Regions from separate parts of the Homo sapiens genome. Here region 1 is linked to region 2. A link is a loop called in an ENCODE intact Hi-C map of the cell type or tissue named here. Cell type or tissue: PC-9. All regions are shown on one strand. Links, peaks and the distances in the headings refer to the core of each region. The heading gives the core; the rest is flanking DNA.

What was found. A loop is a pair of places that touch in the nucleus more often than their neighbours do. Peaks named below come from ENCODE experiments on the same cell type or tissue, not always from the same donor. Only the 100,000 strongest peaks of a DNase experiment are listed, where the experiment ranks them.
Region 1: a loop joins it to region 2, with 17 times the contacts of the local background. A loop is called at or near these places in 1 of 110 quality-filtered maps.

Annotation. Positions count from the first base shown.
Region 1 is chr2:119,427,743-119,436,066 of GRCh38, reverse strand. TMEM37 (transmembrane protein 37) reads right to left here and starts at 4,213. Exons shown (of 2, transcript NM_183240.3): 1 at 4,143-4,213. The coding sequence starts at 4,163. RefSeq lists an enhancer at 3,272-3,778 and a silencer at 4,062-4,441. In PC-9, for the core only: no CTCF peak of the experiment used is centred there; a DNase peak (open chromatin) is centred at 4,316; H3K4me3 peaks cover 1,095 bases.
Region 2 is chr2:119,204,390-119,212,713 of GRCh38, reverse strand. It overlaps LOC107985941 (a long non-coding RNA gene), which reads left to right and starts at 6,065. Exons shown (of 3, transcript XR_001739665.2): 1 at 6,065-6,169; 2 at 7,342-7,511. In PC-9, for the core only: a CTCF peak has its summit at 3,601; a DNase peak (open chromatin) is centred at 3,673; H3K27ac peaks cover 1,754 bases.

The sequences.
Region 1 (8,324 bases), core at 194-8,193, 220 kb before region 2:
AGAAAGCAAAAGAAAGACTTCAGGAACTCTTTACACAGCCCACAAGCCTCTCACAATCCGCTCCGCCTCCCCACCCAACCTCAGCTCCCAGCACACTCCCCTCTCCCCATGTCTAGAACTTTCTTTCCTCAGATGACTGGCCCTTAAGCCTGTAGTGGCTCTTCTGCAGCTCCTGCCACCCCTCCAGGACAACACCTCTTCTCCATTCTTCATGTCTCAGCTTAAAGTCTCCTCCACAGAGAGTGCTTTCCTGCCCACTCAACCCAGAGTCAGGCCCCTCCTGGTATTCTGTGTCAGGCACCTGTTCAAATTCTTCACCATTCTGAGGACAGTTTGTAGTTACATATTATTTCTGTCTCATTCCAACACTGTGTGCTCTGGGAAGGCCGCCCCCTACCCCCACACCACCACATTCTGTGTTTAGGCACTGCTGTGTCCCCAATACCTGGGCATTCAGTGGGTGCTCAAGGGAGAGCTGTGAGATAAGTCAAAGGTCATTGGCAACCACTGTCACTTCCGTCTGAAGCTCCTTTAAACTGAGTCTCCTGCACAGTCATACATTAAATGACCTGCTTTGCAGTGTGTCTAGAAGCTGCCCAGGTTACACCTCGGTTTGGGAGGTATGCAAAACAGGCACGCATGACGGTCACTGCTAGGACCCAGGAGAATGGAGCAGTGAGGAACATGGGGTGTGTCCTATGCCATGGGCAAATGGAGGCTTCCTGAGGCAGGTCTGGGCCACTCCTCTCTGTGTGAGACATAAAATAAAGCCCTGCTTCTGGGAGACTCCTGTGGTCAAAGAGCCCAGCAAGAGTATCTGCTCACATGCCCCAGACACAGGAGCTACCGCTAATTTCAACCCCAGGGATACAGGAATAAGGATGCAGTTTGCTTTCAGCACCTCTGCCTTAAGTAGGATCCTATTTTATTCTTAAACCTATGAGGTTGATAAAGTAGGAAGCTCCATGGTGGGTGTACAGAGAAGGAAACTATGCAGAGGGCAGGTGACTTGCCTGAGATCACTCACCTAAAGCACAATGAAGCTCTTTATGGCTGCCCAGACAATTGTATGATATGCAGGAGGTGGAATCCGTTCAGCGAATAAATACTGACTAGGGCCTTCTAAGGACAGGGCCTTTGTGCTAGGGGCTCAGTACTGAGCCCTTACAGCCCTCCCTACATGGGCTGTAAGCTCCTGGATGGGAGGGACCGCACTTGGTCTGTCCCAGCACGCTGCCTGGCCAGGATTCCAGACATGTCCCAGAACAAAGGGGAGGAATTCCCTGTGCCCCATGCCCTCTTGGTGAGGAAAAGGTGCGTGCAGAGGGATGCCTCAAGGGCCATGCCAGAGCTAGGACCAGCCTGGGTCCTAGCTGAGATGAAGGCAGCCTGGGTGCGGTCAAAAACATGGAGCTAAGAGTATGGGCTGTGGTTCTCAAACTGTGTCCCCATGCTCCTGGTGGGGCTTCCAGTGCTGAAGCCGGGTGGGCAGGGAAGCTGAGCAGGCTGGCTCTGCATCCCCTTCCTCACTTCAACTGAGCCCTGTACCTGCTTGGGACATTGGGGGTCCAGGAGTCTGTATTGCATTTTATTACAAAAAAAAAAAAAATCTACCGGTAAGAAAGAAACCAAAGGAAACTTTGAAAACCTGTGTCTACTCCACAAACCATTAGAGGTGTTTGTCCTTGGGCAGTTTCTTAACTTCCTGAGCCCTTGTTTCCTCATCTAGAAAATGAAGTTAATGACACTTGCAGGAAAGTCGTAGCCATGAAGGCACCTGGCAAGGTTACAAGGTCCCTAGAGAATGATAAATGGTCCTAAAAAGGAGGAGCACCACAGGCAGAGAACAAATCACAGGACCCAGAAACCTTTTAACCCGAGACAGCATGCTGGCTGGAAAACAGGCACGTCCTGTCCCTTCTCCAGCCCTACCTGTCCTAGGCAGACTGGACTTTAATCTCCAGGCCCTTAGATGTCACGTCAGGATCAGAAAGTGGAGACAGCTGACCTCATCTAGTTTCCTCCCGCTCCTGCCCCAAAGTAGGGCTTCATTTAAACTCTCTGGCCACCACTGAAACTCCCAGGAATCAAATGAGATCCTGTATATAAAGATGCATGGTACACGGGCCGCTCCCAACTCATGGTAGCTATTAATATTAATAACAATAATAACACATATAGAGTCTTCATTCCTAACCACCCGGCATCTCCACCAGCTTTCAGTGATGCAGGGCCTGAAACGGCTACTGGAGGGCAGCTGGACAAGTGTGCAGTGGAAAAGAAGGGAGCGGGGAGGTCAAGTCCTGCCCCTGACCTAGAGGACCCCTGCAGGGTACCTTTAGGCAATCACTTAAATCTCTCTGGAGCTTAACTGCTCTGCTAAAAATGTAAGCATTTTCCTTTTTCATCTGTAACCTTGCATGATTTCTAGTGACCTATAGAATAGGGTCACTTGACACTACTGGGCTACTGAGTCCAATGTCATGGTCTTCCTCCTATAACCCAGGGCCTCATGTGTTCCCCTTAACCAAAGCACCCCCAGGTAGACAAATTAAGCTCCTCCCAACTCATTCCGCACATCCCCAACATGTCTCCCATATTTGCTCCCCCTCATCACCCACTCTGCCCCTACCCAGGTGAGGCCATCACCATCGTCAACATCCTGGAAGTTCACAGCCTCCTGATGAGCCGGCCTGCCTCTGCTCCTCTCAGCTGCAGCCTGGCCCACCGCTGCCTGCATGACCCAGAACTTGCTTCCTACCTGTGTTTGCCCCCTGGCAAGTCATGGTTGTGGGGATGAAGAGTTATCATCCCGAAGCGGCCGGAGCACCCGCCCTTCACCTGGAGCCTGTGGCCTCCCCAGCTGAGCTCCCACCTTGCTACCAGGCTTCCTCCTCTTCCCCGTCTGGCAACTTTTGCACCTCTTAATTTAGCATTCGCTCCCCCATGCCCTGTTTCCAAGTCTCTCTCCCTACATGGGCTGTAAGCTCCTAGAGGGGAGGGACCGCACCTGGTCTGTCCCACCATGCTGCCTGGCCGGGATTCCAGACATCCCCCAGAACAAAGGGGAGGAATTCCCTGCGCCCCATGCCCGGCTTCGCCCAGGTGCCTAGGTCCTGGCTATAGAAGCGGTTTTGGGGGTGTCCTGTGGGTGGGGTTTCTCCCGTTAGGTAAAGGCAGGAGGAGCCAGTGGGATTTGGAGCCAGAAAGCCCTGGGTTTGAATCTTGATTCTGTTCCTTGGCCAGCCACGGAGGGCACCTTACTTCTGAGTCTCGGTTACCTCATCTATACAATGGGCAGAACGGTGTCTACTAGGTCAGTGTTGTGGCTGAGCGTTTGTACACGAAGTCAACGGGCCTCTCTAATCCTGGAGACAGTCCAGCGGATAGACTCTGCAGCGGGCGAGTTGCGCGGAAAGGAAGTTCGCCCGCTGGGCAGCGGTACCGCCACCCACTGACTTCCCTTTGGGGAGCAGCAGGCCCGAGGGAGCGGGTAGGAATGTGTAGGTTCTTAGCCAACATAAACATCGTGCACTACGCTAAGGAGAAGCCAAATCTTCGGAGACACGGGCTTCTTCCCTCGCCAGAGCCTTTCCCTGAGGTGTCCGCGCGACTCAGCAAGTCCACCCCCAGCCCAGCACCCCAAACGCAGCTTTGGGGAGGGAGACGGTCTTCCTAACCTCCACCCCCAGAAAGGTCTAACTTCCCAAGAGACGCATCCTCTGTTACATAAGCCTCACTTTGCAAGTCGATTCTGTCCCTCCACCCCAGACGCGCCTCATTTCTCACAAAGGGGGACCCTTATGGTAAACTGACCAGTAAGTCACTGGTGACACCAAAGAGAAGAAAAATCTTTCCAAATGAAGTTTGGGAGCCTCGGGTGCTTGCAAGGCCGCGAGCAGAAGCAGCCGGAGTCCGCGCCTCGGGAGCAGCTATGTGAGGCAGGCAGGCCCCCCGAGGTTGCTCCCCGCCCAGCCTCCTCCGGACCCAGGTTTGCAACAGGGGGCGGGCACGGGGGGCGCTCGCACCCCCAGCCCGACGCCGGCGCTCGCGGTGGGTACGCCCCTCCCTCCGTCCTCCCACCCCCAACCTCCCACGGCGGGGCAGCACCCCGGGTCAGCGCCCCGCCAGGCGCCGGCTACCTGCACGCCGACGGCAGTCATGCTGCGCCCGGCGGCCGCGCTGCAGCCTCGATCGCTCCAGCTGCTCCGCTGTGGCCGCCGGCGCCAGCCCGGGACTTCTCCGCAGGGGCGGGGCGGCTGCTGGAGGCGGGCGGGGCGGGAGGGGGCGTTCAAAGCTCGGCGATTAACCCCGGGCGGGCTCCGCCAACCCCGCCGCCCTCCGCGGCTCGGATTACGCTGAGTCAGCGAGGGCGGCCGGAGGAGCCCCTGGGGAGCCGCGGGGAGGACCCGGCACTTGGGGGGAGGGATCCCTCGGGTCCCAGGGGAAAGGATCGGGAAGTCACTCCGACGCTCCCGAACCTCCGAGGACAGCTTCGCCTGGGGCGCAGATTCCTCGAGGGCTGGGACGGCGACGAGGGCCTGAGGGTTCGATTCCTGTTCCAGCTTGCTGAGTCCAGCCTCTGGGAACGCGGCAGGGTCCGAAGGGAGGAGGCAGGCGCAGAGGCTCTGCTGCCCTCACTCTGCGGTGTGACCTTGGGCTGCTTGTTTAGCGTCTCGGAGCCTCGGTTAGTAAGGGAAATAATGAATGTGAAAGGTGGGGCTCTTGCCGGGCCCTCGCTGAGTGTGAACGGAGTGGAACTTTTTGGGGCAATCCTACTTGCGTCCCTAAAAGGGGATGTAAAACCCTGTTTCCTCCTGAACTCCTCAGGGACTATTAAAAATGCAAATATGCCAAACAAATGTGGTTATTTTTTCTCCACCTCGATGGGAACTGAGGTCTCTCTTTTTTTTTTTCTGGACGTTGTCTAGCGCTTGTGGCCCAGGCTGGAGTGCAATGACGCGATCACGGCTCACTGCAACCTTCGCCTCCTGGGTTCAAACCCGTTCAAGCGATTCTCCTGCCTCAGCCTCCCGAGTAGCTGGGATTACAAGCGCGCCCCATCAAGCCCTGCTAATTTTTGTATTTTTTAGCAGAGACGGGGGTTTCACCATTTTGGTCAGGCTGGTCTCGAACTCCTGACCTCAGGTGATCCACCGATCTCGGCCTTCCAAAGTGCTAGGATTACAGGCATGAGCCACCGCATCCGGCCGGATCTGAGTTCTTAAAGAGGCAGCACCTAAAAGCTTTTACCGCCAAAAAGGGTGGAGGTGGGAGGAGTGTCCAAGGGCCACAAATTCCAACAGAAAGGCTTCCCTCCCCCCATCCTCAAATGTGGTGGTAAAACAAGGCCCCTCACTAAATGGCACACATTAAATTGTCTGGTTCACTCAGGCAGGCAGCTCCTGGTGACTTTACCCAAAGACAAAGCAACTGCACTCATCTGTTTTCCCCTTTAGAGCCATGTGAGAAAGAGGGGTAGTTACAATTGTCTGTATATCTTCCACTTAGATATTCATCTGATTCCATCCCTGCCCAACAGACCTTGTCAAATCCTTTACCCCAGTCCTGGAGCTTGACAAACGGAGAAATGGCCCAGGCACAGGAAGGCTTGGCCCAGGCCACCCACATTGAGTCCACTGGAGAGCTGGGACTCCACTTACCCAGCAGGCCTAGTCCAGGTTTGAGTTCTTGCCACCATTCTGCACCAGAGTCACCTGGAAGGTTTGTTAAAACAGATTGCGAGGCCCCACTGCAGAGTTTCTGGCTGAGTGGCCTCAAGTGATGTTGGTGCTGCTGGCCTGGGGGCCAGGCTTTGAGAACCACTGAGCTAAGGCAAAGGGCAGCTGCCCAGGCTCAGCCAGCCTGGTGCCTCTCTGCTCTGGGGCCTTCCCTCCGTGGCCCCCACCTGCTTTCTCCCCAGTCAAGGGTCCCAGAAGCCAGACTCTCCGCAGCTCTGGGTTCTGGATAAAGAGCCCACATGGGAAAGGAAGACCTGTCCTGTTGCGGGGGTATCCTTTCACTGAGCCCTAAGAATGCCCTGTGGGCTCTCCCAGGTGAGATTCTGGATCATAGCATCTCACCTGGCCAAGAGGGAAGTGCCTGGAATTAAAATCAGAAGAACAGTCAGGTCGGGTCATCTGCACCCACTGCCTTCTCCAGTTTCGTGTGTGGTCAGGCATGTTTCTCACAGCCTGTTACGCTTTGTTGGTAAGAATAGAAAAGTATTGAATCAGTAGAATTTAGAGCAACATGTCTTGTCAGCAAGATAGTTGGAGAAGCAGAAATGACTTAAGAATAATAAGGAGGAAGTGACTATCCAGTTCTGATCATCTTATGCTCACATGAGGACTGGGAATATGGCCAGAATTTGGGTGGAATCTGAGCTGAGACTCTAAGACCTGGAGTCTCCTGGTACCTCTCTGGCTTAGGGGGTTGGGGTGGTGCGGGGAGTGGCAGCATCCACAGCCCTCTCAAATCCTGGTGAGATAGCCAGAGGTATTGGGGTCAGAAGTCCCAAAGCATGGCGCTTTGACATACACAACTGAAAAAGCCTCAAGGTCTCTCTGACCTTCCCTCCCCTCACCGTCTCTCCCAAAACACAGGATGAAACTGAAGTTCCTTTATCTGCCTAACATCCAGACCCACCAAAAGGAACAATTGTGTTTCTTCTCCTCCCTGTAGGACTGAGAATGTGACCACACCCGGCAAGTTAATCTCTATTCCCTGATCCATTCGGCTAGCCCCTCTACAGAATTCGTCTTCTCTCCTCTCCCATCACCTGTTCTGCCAGGATAGTATAGAAGCTTCTGAGCACTGCTGAGGGGTGGGCATACTCCGTGATTCTCCCGGGGTGTACACCTTGAATTAATGTATATACCTTTTCTCCATTTAATGTGCCTTTTGTGAGTTTATTTTTCATTGAAACTTCAGAGGGTGAAGAAGCTTTCCCTTAAACCCTGCAGAGACAAATACCGCACCAGGAGAAGAATGTCCAGAGAAGCAGGGAGTTTTAGTGTGAGGGGAAACATGGCAGGGGCAGAGGTGGGGGTTGGATTACCGGGTGGACCCCCAGGTGTTAAAAGCAGAAACAGCATGGGCATGAGTACTGGGCTGTGGGACAGCATGGAGCCTGCCTATTCTTTGACTTTCTCTGCCCTTTGTCCAGATTGTGACAGACTCGGCACTTGACCCTCCCTGACCCCTGCTTCTAGGCCTGGCCAGGGCTGGGGAAAGAGGAATGGCTTAAAGAAAGGCAGGAAGTGGCTCCTTCCCACCCCTCTGACCACTCTTGCCTGATGAGGAAGATCCAGGCATGTTCCTTAGAGAGTTTCAAGTGTATTGGTAGGGACACAATTCCTGATCATTCAGTCAACAAGCACTAGATCTGTTGTTCAGTCAGCAAACACTCTTTCATCTCGGGGCCTTTGTACTTGCTGCTTCTTCTGCCTGAAATGTTCTTCCTCCAGATACTCCCATTTAAGACTCACCAGCTCACTTCTTTAAAGTCTGGGCTCAGATGTCACCTTATCAGAGAGGCCTACGACGACCCCCACATCTAAAACAGCCCCTCCATTCTCTTTTCTCTTCTGCCCACATACACATATTTACTTGTCCTCTCTCCCCCTTTTAATGTAAGCTCCAAGAGGCCAAGGGCATTGTCCTGTTCACCAGTGTATCGCTGGTGCCTACGACAGAGCCAGGCATGTAGTAGGTTCTCAATAAATATTCATTGACTAAATGAATGAAGTGATTGAATACCTACTATGTAGTCACAACTGTCCTGACCAATGAGGGACAAAGAAGAAAAAGACAAAGTCCCTGTCAATGGTAAAGTGCTTGAGTTTTAGAGTCCAAACCTACCTCTCCATTTCTGCTCTCTCCCAGGCCTCGGTAGTTCAGGCTCCACATCCTCCTGCTCTCTTTGCCCTCACGCCCTCCATATACTCCATCCTCTCCTCTCTGCCCCTCCAGTGCCTGCCCGGCTTCAGCCCACCCCAGATCCCCTCCTCTCTAGCCTGGATGCCTGTGGAACAGCCTTCACTCTCACTTCCTCTGTCCCTTCAAGCATCTTCCCATCCCTCTTTTCCAAGGCTCAGGAAGCTTTGGTTCCTGGCCCCCCAGCCCCCGACCTTCCTGCCAAGACCTTCCCCTGGGTGTCTGCAGGGCCTTTTCAGGGGCATCTCCTGACTTTCCCAGCCAGAGTAACACTCCACCCCCCACTTGCCACTCTTTTACCTTTGTAAATTCTTGATCACTAGCTGAAAGTGGCTATTTGTCTATTTCCTGGATTGTCCCTTTCCCTCTCTAAAATATCATGGGCT
Region 2 (8,324 bases), core at 25-8,024:
GGTGGGCTCAGAGACCCACAAATCCCAGCCTGGCTCTGACTCAGGGATCAGCCAGGCAGAGTGTGGTGGATTAATACCCAACAAAGCCAGGGTGGTGACCAATGGCCAGAGCTGGTCAGAGGCCGGAGAGGCCAGGTGTCCGGGCCCAGCAGCCAGACTCCTCCTACTGCTGGCCTCTGAGCACTGAGATTCCTGCTCAGTTGCAGCATTTGGGAATTTAACTGGATCCCAAATGAAATGAGACACAACTTTTCACGTCCCCGGACATCACACAGGGACCACGTACAATTATGGATAAAATGAGGCACTGCATCCCACTGCAGAGGCGCAAGTCCTTGGCAGAGGGCCACTGGGAGCTGAGGCTGCATGGAGAGCTGGGCTGTGGGGCGGCGCTGGGCTTCTTGCCCAGGCAGGACAGAGGTGGGGGAGGCCTGAGCACTTAGTTGGGGATGGAGGCTTAGTCTATTTCCCGGGACCATTAGTGAGACAAGAGGCTGCTGAAAAATTTAGCACAGGCCCTGGTAATGCACTTTGGAGAGGAGCCTCCCCTCAGGTGCTCGTGTAGCATGGTGTGGACTCAGCCCTGGGCATAAGGCGGCCAGGGCTTGTCTGCCTTTTGGAAAATGACAGTGAGGAACAAAACAAGGAGCTGCCCCCACAGACTTCCTCAAGTGCGTGTTTGGGCAGTGAGCCTGAAGACTGGGGTGACTCTAGCATGAACCCCACTGGAGTCTCAGGTCCAGGAAACCATCTTTGACTCTCACCCTGGAGTTCTGCCCTGCTGCCTTGAGGTCCTCCCCCATTCTCTGAGGACAGACCCCATTCCCCTGTGGGGTCACAGAGAATGATACCCCAAAGTAGGAAGTGTTGGCAGGCTGAGCACTTTGAATTAAAGGAAAATGCAAGTCCTTAGAAGCTGCCTCAGAACCAAGAATTTTCCAATCTTCTCTTGTTTCTCCTCTGCCCCCTCCCCAAGTGCAGGAAAAAGAGGCTGTCTAGAATTTCCATATCTGACTATGGACACTTCTTTCCAAAAGAAATGCAACTGTCTTAAGGCCCCCTCCCTAGAAATCTCATCAAATAACCAGGAAAGATTAACCACCCACCTGCAAGGAGAAAAGAGTAAAAGCTGTCACTAAGCCCAGGCTTTTCATCTATTCTTCTGAGGGCAGCTTTGAGGGATGACTAGGGAGACTTTACCTATGTAATAAGACAACCTTTGTTCACAATGCAGTTTTGCCCCTCACTTTCCCTTAAATTGCAGTCCCATTCAGCTTCCTAAGAGGACATTTACAGGAAAATGTCTGCCTTCTGGGTCCATTTGATTTCCCTCAAAATTATTTACTAACCTTGAAAATTACCTACCCCCATTTCCCTCTCTCCTATGAAGAGGGTGCTATTTAAACTTCAGTCATCTGGCTCTTCTTTGAGCCTCATATTTTCATGGCTCCTGTGTTTATGTATGTTAATACATTTGTATGCCTTCTTCTCCTATTAATCTCCTATTGTCCCTTCATTTCCAGTGAACAATCGGGGGGGCCTAGTGGAAGCTTTCCTTTTACCCTTACACTCCCAGTTAGCCCCAAAAGCCCTGTTTTTGAGGCAGAAACCTTGCCGTAAGCACTCCTGGACAGAGGTCCTGTGCGAGCAGAGGTGGGAGAGTGTGCTAGGGGGAGGAGCTGCAAGAAGGGATGCTCCCTAAGCTGATGCCGGGGCTCACCCCTGTGAACTGGCTGTGCTGCAGTCAGCAGGGCAGCTCCTCTGTGCCAGGTGCTCCACAGGCATCATCTCTGACATCTTCAGTGCCCTTGCAGGAAGCCCCTCCATATGGCTGTTTCTCAGTTGAGAACACGAATCCTTTAGTGGTTAGAACTGAAGGCAGGCTGGGCATGGTGGCTCATGCCTGTAATCCCAGCACTTTGGAGGCCAAGTACCTGAGGTCAGGAGTTTGAGACCAGCCTGGCCAACATGGCAAAACCCCATCTCTACTAAAAATACAAAAATTAGCCAGGCTTGGTGGCAGGCACCTGCAATCCCAGCTACTCAGGAAGCTAAGGCAGCAGAATCTCTTGAACCTGGGAGGCGGAGATTGCAGTGAGCCGAGATTGTGCCATTGCACTCCAGCCTGGGCGACAAGAACGAAACTCCATCTCAAAAAAAAAAAAAAAAAAAAAGAAAGAAAAAAAAAAGGAACTGAAGGCAGTTGCATGGTGCATGGTGCTTTACAAACAGTCAAGCTGAATACAAATCCAGCCTCAACTTCTTTCGTGCTGCAGCACTTGAATCGTGATGTTTCTTCCAGGCCCAGGAGTTCTCCTTTTGGTTGACAAATATTCATGTTTTTAAGCCTTTGTTTGGTGGTTCATTTTTCAAATGGGTATAAGGCAATGGTTTTCAAGCTTTTCTACATTGCACACCTAACCCCATAGACACAAAATCAAATAGAAATTATACACTCATGATTGAAGCAAAAGTGTTATGAGATAAAAGTTACCCTTAGGACATGTAATAAGATCTGATATTTTACAATTTCATTCTTTTTCATTAAAGAATGAGCTTGTTGGATCCTACCCTCGCATAAAGCTGAAAACCAACATTTGTGAACACTGGCAGGTGGCTGCGTGTCAAGGTGAGGTGTCACCAAGTACATTGTGGTCACTGTGGTGGTGGGTTGGTTGTAGCCTTTTGGGTTTCCTAAACTGGAGCCGGTGTAAGTGAGGAACATAGATGGAGGATTGTCCCAGCCACACACGTGCTCTGACATGTACCCTGAGGGTGTGGCAGGGTTCAGAAGCATCCATTCTGCATCCTGCAGGGACACAGGATTCCCTACAAGGTCTGGGTGCCTTTGACTTACTCACCCTCTCTGCTCCTAGTTCCTCCGCTGAGCACTGAGAGGGTTGTAGCCTATAACATCCATGGGCCTTTCCTGCTGGACATTCTGGGATGGTTCCAAGTTGAACTTGACTTCCGTCTCCCTTAACATTCCCTACTTTTCTTCCTAGCCTATAAAATCCTGCCCAGTTAGAGGCCACAGCCATGGGTGGACAAGCCACTGGAGGCTGAGCGGGGTGGTGGTGGCAGTGAAACCGCCTTGGCAAAAATTATGACATGTGAGCCATGTGAGCCCAGCAATGGCTGGGAGCACCTCTAAAGCCATCTGAGAGAAATCCCCTTTCTTGGTTATTTCTACCCTTGTGTTATCTCCTCCTCATTCTATGTTAGATGCCCTTTCCCTTATTCGGGATCCCACTCAGCATCTGGAAAGCACTTCTTGGCTGGTGCCCTAAACCCTCCTGCCTCCTCTGGCTTAGGCTCCAATCCCTAGGGCAGGTGTCTTTGCCTGGTATCCCACTAAGAGCAGAGCCTCAGCCTGGTCATGTGTGCCTGCATGCATGCAGTTTATTTGGGAGGAGAGCTCAGGGAGCAGGGTGAGGGGCTGGGGGAGTGAAGTGGAGAAGGAGGGGAAGTCAAGTCAAAGGTGTGTTGTTGAGCTGATCTCCATCCCACTGAAGCTTCTGGGGAGTGTGTATGCCACTGCCTCCCCACCCTGCACCCCACATACCTACCACATGGCTGAGGGTTGCTGCAAGAGTCCTTGACAGTCCTGCACTCCTGAGCTGTGCATGCCTGTGGGACTGGGCTTCTCAGGTGACTCACATCATAGTGTTGAGGAGGCCCTGGGGCTGCAGGAGAATAAAAGCCTGCAGGGGGCACGCCGGGCAATGCTGTGGTCAGAGGGTGGCTGAGGGGTATGAGATGGGCACAAGAGGCATGTGATACAGCCAGGGCAGCCCCAGCGGGGCCACACAATCCAGACGCTGACTCACATGCACCTGGTGAGTGTGGGCACAGTCCCTGCCCTCAGCCACATCATTATCTAGCTAGGGAAAAAGACAGGATGTGCCAAACAATTGGTGGGGCCACAGGACCTTACATAATCCAGTTTCACAGCCGCTTTGCAATGGATGAGGATGTCAGAGCTCGAAAGAACTTCAAGGATCCTCTTGTTAATTCCAGTCCAACCTTCTCACTTAGAGATGAGAAAATTGAGGTTGATTTATGCATTTGTGTAATGACTATGCCCATTTTATAACGTGAAAAGGGAGAGAGGTTAAGCGACTTCCCAAGGTGGCCCATGTGTTGAATGATTCACCATTACATCCTAGAGGGGTGGGTGACTGTGGGTGAGGCAGGGACAGGTGGGGAAGGTCAGCTTCCAACACATCCTCCGACTTTTGGTGCCACCTGCGGGGGGAGTCCTTGTTATTTTGGGCACATCTAGGAAGACCTCAGGACCTTTGCTAGAATATTTGCCCATGTCCTGTAATTATTAATGGGTATTGATCGGCAAATAATGCTTAAAGCGAGGGCTCCCTTTAAAGAACAAGCGTATGTTCTTGTAGAATTTGGATTCCTGCAGTAATATGAATACTCCTTCTCTTACCTGCACTTCTGCTTTTATCTCCTTAACTTTGGGCACTTCATCTTTCCTCCTTCTGGGCCTCAGTTTCCCATTGTATGTAACCCTTCTAGTGCCTTGCGTAGATGCATGCTTGATGGCCTACTGACTGGCTGAATACATGGGCCAGCTCACAGAACCACTGATGGAAGCAGCCTCAGAAATAATCTTATCCTGGGTCCTCTAATAAAGGTGGAGAAATTGAGGCATACAGAGAGGAAATATGGATTGCTTTCTAAATACCCACAGCAAATGAAGGAGGCAGATGCTTAACTAATACCAGGTGATAAGTGTCATAGCAGAGGTGTGTACCAGGAACACAGGCATCCACAAGAGAGGCGTGGTGAAAACTGTTCATGCTGCTTTGGATGGTGAGAACTGAGCAAAAAACAGCCTTCAATTCCCCAGATGCCATGGAGGTTCTGCCAGCATCATGCTCCCTCCATCCCTCCTCCCACCCCTGCAATGATCATCAGAGTTCTGCCCACAACAGACTTGGACTCTGCCTACCTGGAGCAGGACACCGGCCCCTCCCAGAATCTAGGGAGGCTGAAGGGAAACAGGCAGAAACCAAAGACAGCTGGAAAGGCAGCTGAGGTCATAGGGCAGAGATTGCCTGGACATGACACTGTGGCCACTGGTGTGGACACCAGCTTGCCACCACTGGCCCTGCTGACTTTGCTGCTGGGGGCGGGGATGCCACCTTGGCCAGCAGGATATTTCATTATTCTACTTAATTATATTATATTTATTATATTATATTATTTATTTTAGAGACAAGATCTTGCTTTATCACCCTGTTCAGTGACACCTCACCCTGACACGCAGCCACCTGCCAGTGTTTGCAAATGTTGGCTTTCAGCTTTATTAGAGGGTTGGATCAACAAGCTCTTTCTTTAACAAAAAAGAATAAAAATATAAAACATCAGATCTTATGACATGTCCTAAGGGTAAGTTTTGTGTCATAACACTTTGGCTTCAATCGTGAATGTATAATCTCTATTTGATTATGTGTATGTGGGGTTAGGTGTGCAATTGCTGGGCTGTAGGAGGGCAATCGTAGCTCACTGCAGCCTTGACCTCGTGGGCTCCAGTGATCCTCCCACCTCAGCCTCTTGAGTTGCTGGAACTATAGGAATGCTCTAATATGGCTGGTTATTATTATTATTATTTTTACTTTTGTGGAGATGAGGGTCTTGCTATGTTGTCCAGGCTGGTCTCAAACTCCTAGCTTCAAGCAATCCTCCTGCCTTAGCCCCTCAAAGTGCTGGGATTACAGGCACGAGTCACTGTGCCCAGCCCCAAGAAGGACTTCTGGCTGGCCCTGCTTCTAGATGTCACTCACCATAGACCCAAATCCCTGGTGGGAGTATCTGACTGTCTGAACTTGGGGCATCTGCCTGCCTCCAGCTGACCAGGCCAAGAAGAGTAGGTTGGGGCCTTTTAAGCCTTCCTCTAAGAGGCAGGGCCTAGCCCTCCCTAAGACTCACCCACTGGCCCATTCGTGAAACATGGGGAGGTGGATCAGATGCTAGATCCAACCTAATGTGTATTCTATGCCTTCCCGGCCCCCTGTACCTACCCTGTGTAGGATGCGGACCTGACTTCAAAGAGCTCACTGACATCAGAAAGCGGCTTGAGACTGAGGACCCAGGAGATGGCAGCCCAGCTCAGGGCAGCCTCTTCCATTCCAAGGGTGCTGGAGAGGTGAGGACAGCTGCTCATTTCACCTATAAACTCTGCAGTGAGCAACCAAGAACCCCAAGACCACAAGGGGATTTGAACAATAAGTTCAGTCCTGTCACTCCCCCTCCTTCCATAAGCTGCACTCAAGAAGGAACCATGCACTGCATGATGCAATGTCCACCACTGCTAAATGGAGCTGCGTTAAGGTGCTGGAGTGTGGTGTAGACCAGTGCTTCTCAAATTACAAAGTTTGCAGAACTCACCTGAGACTTTTATCCAAATACAAATTCTAATTCAGTGGTTCTGAGGTGGGGCCAGAGGGTCTGCATTTCCAATTTCCGAGGCCATGCTGCTGATCTTAGATCACCCTTTAAAAAATTTTTATTATTGGCTGGTTGTGGTGGCTCACGCCTCTAATCCCAGCACTTTGGGAGGCCGAGGTGGGCGAATTGCTTGGGGTCAGGAGTTGGAGACCAGCCTGGGCAACATGGTGAAACCCTGTCTCCACTAAAAATACAAAAATTAGCTGGGTGTGATGGGAGGTGCCGGTAATCCCAGCTACTTGGGAGGCTGAGGCACGGGAATAGCTTGAACTGGGGAAGGGGAGGTTGCAGTGAGCCGAGATCACGCCACTGCACTCCAGCCTGGGTAACACAGCAAGACTCTGTCTCCAAAAAAAAAAAAAATTATTATTATTTTTAATAGAGACAGAGTCTTACTATGTTGCCTAGGGTGGTCTCAAACTCCTGGCCTCAAGACATCTTCCCACCTTTGCAAGAGCCACTGTGCTTGGCTTGTGTAGACCCTTTGAGCAGCAAAGGTGTACACAGGGAGTGCTGTGGGAGATCTGCAAGGGGCGTGAACAGGGTGATGCTGAAGTGTAGGGAGGCAGGAAGAGGAATTGGGTTACCAGCCCTCTCTCTCCCTTCTCCCCTTTGCCTTCCACACACAGCCTCTTGTCCAGCCACTCCCTCTTCCTGGAAGGGCCTTACTGACAGAGTGCTGGGGAGCCCTGTCAGCTGGCCACAGGTCTTAGCAAGGGCCACCCCCTCCTTCAGGCCTTCACCGTGTCTTGGAACCTCCCACTGCCACAGCCTCAGCGACACCGTCCTTAGATCCAGGCAGGTGGGCTGTGACCCGGGACTGCACTTTGGAAGGCCTTGCTATCCTCCTCTGGCCATCTCCTTCTCCAGGGCCCGAGGGATCTGCAGAACCGGAGGAACATGCCAACCTGAAACCTGGGCTGTCTTTATCCGGCTGTACTCCACCTGGGATTTTCTGCCCGGATGGCATCAAGATCGCTTCCAGGCCCTATTGGGACACTTGGCTGGGTCCTTCCTTGTGCAGGCGAGCAGAGACGCAGGTTTGTGTGTACCTGGAGGCTTGACAGGAGCTAAGGGCGCTGACTGTGGAAAGAGTCTGTGTGCAAGGAGCTTGGCTCTGAGGGCTGAAGGGTCTGTGTGTGTGTGTGTGCAAGCCCCTGATGGGGTGGGACAGGGCAGGAGGTGGGAAGAGGAGGGAGCTGGGCCACAGGCCAAGGCCTGGTTCTCTCATGCCAGCGTGTTCCAGCATGAAACCCAAGGAGTCTGAGAATTCGAAATTCTAACTCTCTCCCACTTATATCCTTGCCTCAGTCTCCTCAAATGTCAGGGTATATCTGCCCCGTCCCTGTGCAGGGCCACCACTCCTTTTGCAGGGCCACAACTCCCTGTGCAGGGCCATAAGTCCCTATGCAGGGCCACCACTCCTTGTGCAGGGCCACACTCTCTGTGCAGTGCCATCAGTCCCGTGCAGGCCGCCACCGGCCTCATGCAAGGCCACGACTCCCTGTGCAGGGCCATAGGTCCCTATGCAGGGCTGCCACTCCTTGTACAGGGCCATCATTCTGTACACAGTGCCACTAGTCCCATGCAGGGCCCACAGTCCATGTGCAGAGCCACCACTCCCTGTGCACTGCCACCACTCTGTGCGTGCAGCTGTCCACCTGGCTGACTGTGAGGTCAGCCCTGTTCTCCCTGTCTCTCCAGTGCCTGGGCAAGTGTGTAGGACAAAGTCAATGCCCAGTGAAGTTTTTTGTATGCCCGAAAGAGGAAAGTTGGTCTGATAGGTTGGATCACACTTAAACCAGTTCTAGTAAGGCTTGCATTATAAAGAGCTTCCAGTGAGAAATGATGTT